Linked DNA regions of Homo sapiens: all the other regions are linked to region 2. A link is a loop called in an ENCODE intact Hi-C map of the cell type or tissue named here. Cell type or tissue: heart left ventricle. All regions are shown on one strand. Each heading gives the region's core, and the rest is flanking DNA. Links, peaks and the distances in the headings are about the cores only.

Region 1 (2,500 bases), core at 1-2,500, 48 kb before region 2:
TGAAAAATCTAACAACCCTGTGGTATGTTTGTGTAAAGCTAAATTTACTCCATTGAGAAGACTGAAGTGACCTCCTCCTTCATGTTTTGGTTCTGTGAAGTGATGGTGTTAGGAAACCACTGATAAAACAAACTGGCAAAATTAGAAGTTGGCAACTCTAGGTCTCACCATAAAAAGTTTTAATTAGTAAAGGAATAATAGCCATTGCACTTCTTCAGTCAACTTCCAAATCCACCCAGCTTCACCCCTCACTGAGGGGGCGGGCGGGCATGGAGGAGGAGAGAGGAGGACTTCAGGGAGGGGCCCGGGGGGCCTGGGAAAGTCCACCTCCTCCCTCCCGCCCAGTAAGCACCCCTTCATTCTGCCAATTAAAGATGAATTCTATCTGTACAAGCACACCACTTGAAATGCAAATGTGCCGTGGGAAGATTAAGCCTACAGGTCATTCAGAAAAGAATGAGTTCCTTCATTGGGAATTACTTTAATCACAAAAGAGGTTTACATAGGGCGGAGAAAAGAGTTCTTTGGGAGTTTTGATTGGGAGGGGGATGGGGTGGGTGCCACTGGAGGAGGAAAGAGCAGTAGTTTTGGCTCTGGGGTGATTTGGGTTTGGGGATGGGCATGTCCTTGGAGTAGCCATGGGGCACCAAGAGGATGGCGGGCACCCAGGGGCAGATAACTTATTTGTGATCCCCTCCACCACCCTCAGCTTCCACCCGCCCCAGCACAGAAGGGACCAGGCAGACCAGTGGGCGGGCTGCATGCCCAGGCTCTCCAGGTTCAGCCTCCTTGCTCGACCTCGTTCCTGGCATCTCCTCACCCTCTCCCTGCCCCTGCCTGAGAAAAGGTGTTGGGGTTCTGGTTGGCATCCAGGGTTATTTCTTGTGATGGGACAGCTCCCAGGGGCCCAGTCCCCCTTCTTGGGCCTGGAAGCCCAGGGTTTAAACCTGCAGCTGCCCAGTCTTCTGCCTGGCGCAGCTGCCAGGATGTGTCTTTCCAAGGTGCCCAGGTAGCACACGCTCCACGCTCTCCCAGCAGCCTCCCTAGTCATAGTCCCTAAACCAGGAACATTGGCCCTTTTGCATTTTAAGGGAGTGAGGAAATAGAAACATGGGGAAGTTAGGACTAAAAAAATTGTAGTGTCAGTTCCTGCCTTGAAACTTTCTGAAGGGCCTGTGAGCTGAGGCCTGCGCTGGACAAAGGCCAAGCTCACAGCTGCTAGAACCCAGGCTTGTCAAGGAGAGAGCTCAATACCATCCTGGGTACTCACGGTAGAAACTTCCACACAGTGCCCCAAGGGGGCTGTGGGGTTGTCAGTGCAGCTACTCTGGCTGGAGAGGGTTCCCTGAGACATCAGGCCGGGACAGTCCTGGTCTGGGGACACCAACTCAGTTCTTCTCAAATGAAAACCAGACAGGCTGCTGCCTCCTGCTCTCTTGTATTCCAGAAGGGGAGCTCCTCAGGCCACCCCTTGCTATATCCTTCCCTCTCTGGTCCACAGGCCCTCCAGGGAAGGCACCTTCCCCAGCACAGAGGCCTCCAGGAGCCGCCACCACACAGGGCCCATGGTGGGCGGGAACCAGTCCCAGGCAGGGCCCCAGGGCCTTTCTGCACCAGTAGAAAGGAGGTAAGAAGGCCTAAAGAATAACAGGGGAAGGTGAGGGCTTCCCGACTTACTCCCCAACACTTCTTTCTTGTCTTTCCTTTCTTCCTAACCTCTTCAGCCCTCTGAGGGCAGGGGCTAGGGAGGCAGCGTGGCCAACAGCATGGGCTCTCAGGTCAAATCCTGGCACTGCCACTTCCTAAACTGTGACTTGGAACAAGTAACAACATTCTCTATGCATGGGTGTCCTATCTCTATAACAGGGCTAGGGCTATCCCACATGGCTGGTAGAAGACCAGAGCCAGTCCAGGGCTATAAAGCACTTATAGCAGGGCCAGGACTGTCAGGCCCCAGGAAGGTTCTGGAAGCTGCCCGCCCCTTTCTGCTTTCCCCCAGGCCCAGTGCCATTGAGCCCTTCCATCCATGCCAGCTGGTCAATGCTGGCTTGGTACATCTTAGCAGGGCTATCCCACTGACCACTTGCTTGGCCACAGCGACCAAGGCCCTTAGACATCCAAAGGCCTAAGAGTTGAGAATCACAGAACACAGACTCCATCCGATTTCCCACGTGGGTCTGAAACACGTGCCACTTCCCCAAGGCAGCTCTGTACACTTGCAAGTAACAATACCTTGACCTCAACCTGCATTCCTGTCTGGCCACCTTCCCAAAGCCAGAACCTCAGCACCAACTCTACAAACCCCAGTGCAAAGGTGACACAACATGAGCTCACACAACAGAATGGAGCTACAAACAAGAGGCACGCTGGAGAGAATCCATGGGACTTGCCATTGGAAGGCCACTAGTGGAGTGGCTGCCATGCGGTAGGGGAAGAGGAGGTGAAGCTTAAGGGACTGACGAGTGCACGAGGAAGCTTCAGCAATCAAGGCAGTGCACTT
Region 2 (5,446 bases), core at 1-2,500:
CTAACTGTTGCACGGCAGTTGAGGGGATGGCGGTGGAGGCGGGGAGAGGTCAGGGCTGTGCTGCACCCTCTCAGCAGCGTCTCCTCCCTTCATCACTGCGGAGGGAAAATCTGGAAGTTGGTGAACCTGGATCCCGCGGGGCGGCAGGGGCAGGCAGAGGCCGAGTCCATTCAGGCGGGCGAGACGAGACTCGGCCACTGGCTGCTCCCCGGGCCTCTGCGCCGCCGGCGCCGCCTCCCGCCTTCTCCGAGCCGCGCAGACGACCGGCCGCGGGCGTCTCCCTCAGCCCTGGACCGGCTTCCCACAGAAAACTCCCAGGCACAAACCGCTTTTGTTAATTCCGCAAATGCTGCCACACGACCACCTCCTCCAGCACTCCCGGTCTGCTCGGCTCCGGGAGACCCGCTTTCCCCTGAGCCTCCGCCCCCCGAAGGACCACCGCCCAGCACCGGCACGCGCCGGGCCTGGAGAGGACCCCAGGGTCCCCGGCCCGAGGCATCTTTGTCCTCGCAGCGCAGACGCGCGCGCACAGAGCGACCGCAACAGCCCCGCCGGGCACCAGGTCAGCGGCCTGGCCCCGCGCCAGGGCCGTGCAGGGGGACAATGGTCCGCGCCGGGGAAGTTTGCGGAGTCGCCCCCGCGGGCCCGGGCCCGGGCGCGGAGCCCTCCTTACCGTACATCTCGGCGGGGCGCGCGCCTCTCGAGAGGCCGGCGTCGCTGCGGCGTTCCCAGCCAGCCCTCGGCGGCGCCCGCCTTTCATTCACAGTCGGGGCGGGGACTGGCGGCGGCCGACAGGGGCCCGGGCGGGGAGGGAGCAGACGCGGGGGCCGGCCGCGGGCAGGACGGAGCCGGGCGCCGCCAGCCCATTCAGCGCCGGGCTGCAGCGGCCGCCTCCGCTCGGGTTGCTGGGCACTGCTGCGCGCAGGGGGCGGGGGCTATGCTAATACTAATGCTCCTCCCTCCCGGCTCGGCCAACCCGAGGCCTCTGCGAGCCCCTCGCCCCGCCCCGCCCCTGCGCCCCGCCCCCGAGAAACCCACAGCCGGAGATGCGCCTTTTCCGAGGCTGTCGCCCTAAGGGCCGCAGCGTGCACCTGCGGAGCTACCCACCCCAACTCCCTGCTCCTGTCGGAGCGCTCGGAAGCTCTCCCTAACCTGGGGTCCTCGAGGTCAGCCGGGGCGCTGAGAGCTGCAGGTGCACCCCTCCTCCAGTTCTGTCCAGGCTGCGTGGGCTAAGCCGGGGGGCGCAAGGATGGGAATTGGGGAATGACTTCCACCCTCTCCTGGCTAGGTACCTTAGCTGAGCGCCGTTCTCTGATGAAGCCCTCCAGCCCTCAGCTGCGCCCTACCAGCTACTCTCTGGCTAGGTGCCCAGCCACTCTCTGGCTAGGTGCTTGCTACCACCAAACAGCGTCCTTCCCGGGTCAGGGACGCAGGAAACGCACCCCACTCCCAACCCCCAAGGGCTGCAGGAAGTCCGCTTGCTTTTCCTCTCCCTGATTTATATGTGTAATTCGCAAGCTTTGCCGCCAGGATCCTCTCCAGCTGAGCCCCAGCGCCGACTTGAATTCCAGCTCTGCACCTGCCGTGACCCTATGAGGAACAGGCACAGAGAGGCAGCGGCTCATGCCTACGCCCACACCTGAAGATCTCTCCTAAGCTAGCTCAGGACTTCCCTGGGCTTCTCATCCAGCCTTCTTTACATTGCACACGTTCCCGTCTTTTTTTTTTTTTTTTTTTTTTTTTTTTTTTTTTTTGACATGGAGTCTCACTCTCGCCCAGGGTGGAGTACAGTGGCACTATCTCGGCTCCCTGCAAACTCCGCCTCCTGGGTTCAAGCGATTCTTCCACCTCAGCCTCCAGAGTAGCTGGGACTACAGGTGCGTGCCACCACGCCCGGCTAATTTTTGTATTTTTTGGTAGAGAAGGGATTTCACCATGTTGGCCAGGCTGGTCTGGAACTCCTGACCTCAAGTGATCCGCCCGCCTCGGCCTCCCAAAGTGCTGAGATTACAGGCCTGAGCCACTTCTCCTGCCCCTCCTGGCCTTTCAATATCGATTTCTTAGTTTCTCTTGGCCCATGGTTGAGAGTTGTTTGGGTTTTCTTTTGTTTTTTTCTACTGGTAGAAATATTCTACTAGTAGAAGTTAGAGAGGAAAGGAACTTAAAGATACTTAAGAACTGAACTTCATTTTACTTCATTTAACGTTGAGAGGTTAATTTATGTTGTTAGGCTGGGCTGTGTGTCTGTAGGCCAATGATCTACTCTCTCAACCCCAGCTTCCTGCAGGACTGTTGGGAAACTGGAATAAAATCTACATGAAATGACACAGTGGGCACTCATGTATATTTTTTCCTTCCTTCATGGCTCAAGGCAGGAACAGAGCCAGAGAAAGAATCCAGGTTGCCAGACTCTTGAAACAGTGCTCAGTCTGTTGCACTCAAAACTTATGTTTCCTATTTTTCTCTGGCCTGGGCCTCCACCTCCCGCCCGCGCCCCACTCTCTTGCTGTTTCCAGGTTTTCTTCTTCTTCCTTGACCTCTTTGACTCTCTTAGCAGCATGCCAGCCCCAAGGGAAACCCTGGGATGGTTCCTGGAACACACATTTAGTCTAGACCCCCCTACCCCGGGCACACACTCCCTGCATCTCACAAATAACCTCTGTCTCTGTTCTTCAGTTCCAGGACCAGGCCAGGTGGCTTTAAGATTGACTGAGAGTCAGACTTGAACTGGAGCAGGAAGGAGAATCTCAGCTCTAGCTTGATATGATCACCCAGAGACACTCCCTTCCCACAATTCTGCTCAACACAAAATATACTCATGAAACATTGGTGTCTACAGTACAGAAGGAAATGCAGTGTCTGTCTTCAAAGAATGAAAGGTCTAGCAGGGAATTCCAGATGAATACTGATAAAAACATTACTTGAGGCCAGACGTGGTGGCTCACACCTGTAATCCCAGCACTTTGGGAGGCCAAGGCAGGTGGATCACCTGTGATCAGGAGTTCAAGACCAGCCTGGCCAACATGGTGAAACCACATCTCTACTAAAAATACAAAAATTAGCCGGGCATGGTGGTGCATGCCTGTAGTCCCAGCTACTCGGGAGGCTGAGGCAGGAGAATCGCTTGAGCCTGGGAGGCGGAGATTTCAGTGAGCTGAGATTGTGCCTCTGCACTCCAGCCTGGGCGACAGAGTGAGACACTGTCTCAAAAAAAAAAAAAAAAAAAAAAAAAAAATTACTGGGCAGGAAAAAAACATAGTCAATTCTGCATGAGAAGTACAGACCTCTATTTAGAAAATTCACAAGGCTGATAGTTTAATTTGTTCTTTCTATCAGCTATTTACCAATCACTCCCTATGACATGCTAGACACTGTGGAAGGTACTTAGGAGCGGGGAGACATGTAAAAATTATCATAAAATCTTATAATGACTATGGAGGCACATACAAGGAGCAGGGAAGAGTTTCATGAAGGGAAAAAGAAAAAACAATTCAGGTGTGGGAGGAGGGGCACAGGGCTTCCAAGCCCTCCCCCAGGCACCACCCTCCAGGAACCTCGATGTGTTCAGTTATCCCAAAGCTCCCTGAACCCTGTCCGCTTGGGTTTTTATGAAAGCTTTATAACGTCAGCATTCCTTCCCCCGGGGTATAGGGTGGGAACCTCTCTGGGAATGGTCTTAAGAACAACCATTGGAAAGTCCAGGAAAGATTAGAGTCCTGCCTGGGGGCAGGTGAAAGGAGGGCAGGAGAAGGAGAGAGTCTGTTTCCTGTGGCCTAACACACTCAATATTACAACAAAAGACTGTAACAAGGGCTATGGGAGTTATGAGCCAGGAATCATGGAGGAAAACTGTCTATCATAACAACACAGCATTCAAGGTCCTTCCAACAGGGCCCCAGACTTCCTTTCCCACCTGGCTTCCACCTCCTGTTCCCTCCTCAACTGTGCTCCCACTAGATGGGCTTGCACACCACACTTACCATACTCTTTCCTCTACCATCTCTGACCTTTGTAAATTTCAGTCCCTCTGAACAACTTCAGCAAATTAATTGAACCCGAAGAGGGAGTCACGGGAACCCCAACTTGAAGCCAGTTGGTCAGAAGTTCTGGAGGTCTGGACTTACAACTGGTGTTGGGGGAACAGTCTTGGGGACTGAGCCCTCCAATGTGGGATCTGACACTACTTTTCAGTGTCAGACTGCATTAGAGGACACCCAGCTGCTTGGTGTGTGGGGAAACGCCCCCCCCCCACCCCGACATTTGGTCATAACTCTTCTGCGTTGATTGTTGTGATGTGAGAGTAAAGGAAAAACGCTGTTACAGAGTATTTTCCCCGTAAAACCGCCCAACCCAAAAGCCTTCCTGTCAGCTCTAGGGTTAGCAGACGAGCTTAGCCAACATGGCAAAACCCTATCTCTACTAAAAATACAAAAATTAGCCGGGCATGGTGGCAGGCGCCTGTAATCCCAGCTACCCAGGAGGCTGAGGCAGGAGAATCACTTGAACCCAGGAGACAGAGGTTGCAGTGAGCCGAGATCGCGCCACTGCACTCCAGCCTGGGCAACAGTGTGAGACTCTGTCTCAAAAAAATAAAAATACAAGATGCCCAATGTAATTTGAGTTTCAAATATATAAGGACTGATTTGTAATGTACGCCCCAGGCAGTAGGTGAGACATACTAAAAACATTTTTTGTTTGTTTTCTGAAACTCAGATTCCACCTAAGTTTTATCTGGCAACTGTAGTTAGCAACAGCCATTGGAGGGTGCTCCTGGATCCTCATGACTGAATCAGGCCTGGGGTAGGCTTCCCCACCCATGCTCCCAACCTGTATCACCAAACAGATCCCACTAGAATGTGGTTCCTAAGGAGATAGGGATAAGGCTGCTTTGGCCAGTCTGTCCCCTTTGGTATGGGTGCCTTGGCCAGAGGCCTTTGGCCCTGCAGATGCCAGCTTCTCCCATCTGTGTGTCACATGGCCTGTGAGAACCATGAAAAGAGGCTCCAATTCTCTGCTGTCCCCCAGGGGCTCAGCAGACAACATTGTTCTGCGGGCTGTATGCATTAAATGGCAAAGGAATCCGGCCCATACCCAGCTTCTCTGAGGTGCAGTCAAGGTGTTTAGACAAAATATGTGCAGGAAATGATGCTGTAGAGGTTGACCACGGTGGCATTATGTATATAAGGAAACTGAGCCTGGGAGAGAATGCAGTCTTCGGGCTCACAGTCTAGAACAGAAGGGCTGGCCAGGTATGGTGGCTCACACCTGTAATCCCAGCACTTTGGGAGGCCGAGGTGGGTAGATCACAAGGTCAGGAGTTCAAGACCAGCCTGGTGAATATGGTGAAACCCCATCTCTACTAAAAATACAAAAATTAGCTGGGCGTGGTGGCAGGCACCTGTAGTCTCAGCTACTTGGAAGGCTGAGGCAGGAGAATTGCTTGAAA
Region 3 (2,500 bases), core at 1-2,500, 57 kb before region 2:
GGATGAATTAAAAGATTCGTTCTTCTTTATGTCTTGACCTAAATCATATCCATCATTGAATGTTAGGCAGATATTTAAAAAAAAATTTTTTTTTTGAGACGGAGTTTTGCTCTTGTTGCTTAGGCTGGAGTGCAATGGCGCAATCTCGGCTCACTACAACCTCTGCCTCCCAGGTTCAAGCGATTCTCCTGCCTTAGCCTCCTAGGTAGCTGGGATTACAGGCGCCCACCACCATGCCTGGCTAATTTTTTGTATTTTTTGTAGAGATGGGGTTTCACCATGTTGACCAGGTTGGTCTTGAACTCCTGACCTCAGGTGACCCACCCACCTCGGCCTCCCAAATTGCTCGGGTTACAGGTGTGAGCCACTGCACCCAGCCTATTTAAAAATTCTTTATTAGCTAGTCTTCATCTTTTTTTTTTTTTTTTTAAACAAAGTTTGGGTGAACAGAAAGCACAGGGAGGATGACTATAGGACAATTTCAGGAGCTCTTTCAAGGCTACAACTCAAGGCTCCATGATACCTCCTGGGACAGCTACCCAGTTTCAGATATTGCACAGTCAGACTGCCTCAGACATGAGCTAGCTTTGCAAATCCAAACATAAAAAAAATTAACAGCAGTCATGACTTCTAAATTTTTTTTAAGACATCAGCTATTTCTTACTTACCTTTGAGCTAACTTCTATACCAAGCAACCAGAAAATTAAACAGCCTTTAAATGCTGAAATTTTCTTTTCCACTTTTATAAAATGTTTATTTCTTTTATCTAGAATAGCCGCGTCAACTTTTATTAAATGATTCTTTAATGATATTAAATAAAAGTATTATCAAATAGTTGTCTCTGGGCCCACCCACATATGGATCAAGGTGTGCTCTATCCACAGAATGTCTTTCAAATACAAAGGCAGCCTTGGCTCTTTGAGCTCCTCTGGTGAATGGGAGCCATGCCTACCATTCCTCCTTGCTCCCAGGACAGCCATTCCTGGCTCTGCAGCCTCGCCCTTCAGAGACCATCACAATCACCATCCAGGAAACCTGCTGTGCCTTGCAGACCCAGTCCCAGCATGTTTCAGGTCCACTGTGTAGAGACTGAATTCTGCAGGGTTTGGGAAGCAGACTGGGCTGGAGCCCTTCCAAAGGGGACAGGCTTTGGCTGCAGAGAGACCTGGACACCTTCAGGCAGCCAAGCATGGCGGGTAGGAAATGAGGGCAGGCAGCATGGGATTCTCTTCCCTTACGAATCATCCCAGCGTCCTTCTGTATGAAGGGATCTGCAGCATTTCACCATTATTACAGTGTTTACATGACGTAAAGGAAGGGGTGGGGTTGGGCAAGAGAAGAAACTCAAGGCCTCGTGAGCCCCAGGGCTTAGATTACTGCTTTTCCTCTTCCTGAAAAAATGCCAGAAATTCCTGATATGGAAAAACCATCCTTTGCAACAGAAAAAAAAAAAAAAAAAAAAAAAAAATTGGCTACTTACCAGGAGTGGAAAGTGGAAAATTTCCATTTTGGTAGAAGGTGAAAATTATGGTAGAAGTGAAACTGAAAAGTAAAGAAGTATAAGGCCCAGTTCTTTGAACACATGATCCTTTGTTCCTCATCTCTGATCCCAATAGTAAGGATGGAATGTTTATAATTATGAACTTGAGCTTTTCAAAGCATCTTACATAATTCGAAGTCAATGGGACCTTGGAAGCCCCGAGTCTAATGCTCTCCATGTTTGTGCTATTTTATTGTAATCTTCTCGAGTGTGTCTAATCTGTTACACACTCAAAAGGAATAGAGCCTGGGATCCCCGAGTTAGAAGATTACTACCAGCAGAGATCTGATCTGGGGCGGGTGTCCTGGAAGAGGTACAAAGTCATAACAGGTCTGAGAATCTGAACTGGCCTAAGAAAGGAGGAGTGGGGAGTAAAGTCTGGGAACCAGGCTTAGTTGGAGAGGAAAGGCAGATACAGGGTCAGGGATTAGGGTCAGCAGGCAGGATGAGGGAGGCAGCTTTAGTAGGGCCAGTCATTTGCACAAGAATCGCTCAAGAGCAGTGGCCTGGACAAAGAACCTCTTGTTCCAGGCAGTTTGAGTGCATTTGGTCAGCCCACTCCTAGACAGAATCTTCTGGGTTTTAGGAGTCCAGAAGTAGGGAGAGAGGGCTGACCTCAGCTCAGGAAGGGAGGGATGACCCTCCTCATCTAGTAGGGGTCTGCGGTATCCCTATCTCAAGGTCAGCCATCCTCCAGTCAGGTTCAGGGTCCTTCTGGTGAATGTGTATCTCTTAGGAGGGCCACTGGGTCAGCTCCAGGGCCAGGGTCCTCAGATTAGAGAAGCTCAACCCTCTGGCATGGCCATCTCCATCCGCCAGGGCTTGGTCCTGGCTGGGTGAGAGCTCCAGGTACTGGGGATCCTGACGGCGTCTTATATGGCATTCTGCACCCATCAATGCTCAGGGGTCACTGTCGACTGAGCGAGTCTTACCCAGCACTGCTGTTCCCTCCCCTGCTCT

What was found. Peaks named below come from ENCODE experiments on the same cell type or tissue, not always from the same donor. Only the 100,000 strongest peaks of a DNase experiment are listed, where the experiment ranks them.
Region 1: it touches region 2 in a loop (1.8-fold over the local background); 9 of 110 quality-filtered maps call a loop at or near these places.
Region 3: it touches region 2 in a loop (1.8-fold over the local background); 11 of 110 quality-filtered maps call a loop at or near these places.

The regions. Positions count from the first base shown.
Region 1 is chr2:25,088,053-25,090,552 of GRCh38, reverse strand. The region is part of intron 1 of EFR3B (EFR3 homolog B); the gene reads right to left. Among named protein-coding and RNA genes, the nearest start is that of EFR3B, 47 kb to the right of the region's middle. RefSeq lists enhancers at 151-1,149, 1,150-2,149. In heart left ventricle, for the core only: no CTCF peak of the experiment used is centred there; a DNase peak (open chromatin) is centred at 1,202.
Region 2 is chr2:25,037,547-25,042,992 of GRCh38, reverse strand. It overlaps EFR3B (EFR3 homolog B), which reads right to left and starts at 917. Exons shown (of 23, transcript NM_014971.2): 1 at 674-917. The coding sequence starts at 680. It overlaps DNAJC27-AS1 (DNAJC27 antisense RNA 1), which reads right to left. Exons shown (of 3, transcript NR_034113.1): 3 at 3,299-5,446. RefSeq lists silencers at 1-113, 224-303, 434-1,053 and enhancers at 11-959, 960-1,909. In heart left ventricle, for the core only: CTCF peaks have their summits at 812 and 1,548; DNase peaks (open chromatin) are centred at 242 and 912; H3K4me3 peaks cover 1,727 bases; H3K27ac peaks cover 1,360 bases.
Region 3 is chr2:25,097,800-25,100,299 of GRCh38, reverse strand. All of the region lies in intron 3 of EFR3B (EFR3 homolog B), which reads right to left. Among named protein-coding and RNA genes, the nearest start is that of EFR3B, 57 kb to the right of the region's middle. RefSeq lists a silencer at 2,418-2,500. In heart left ventricle, for the core only: no CTCF peak of the experiment used is centred there; a DNase peak (open chromatin) is centred at 1,189; H3K27ac peaks cover 1,313 bases.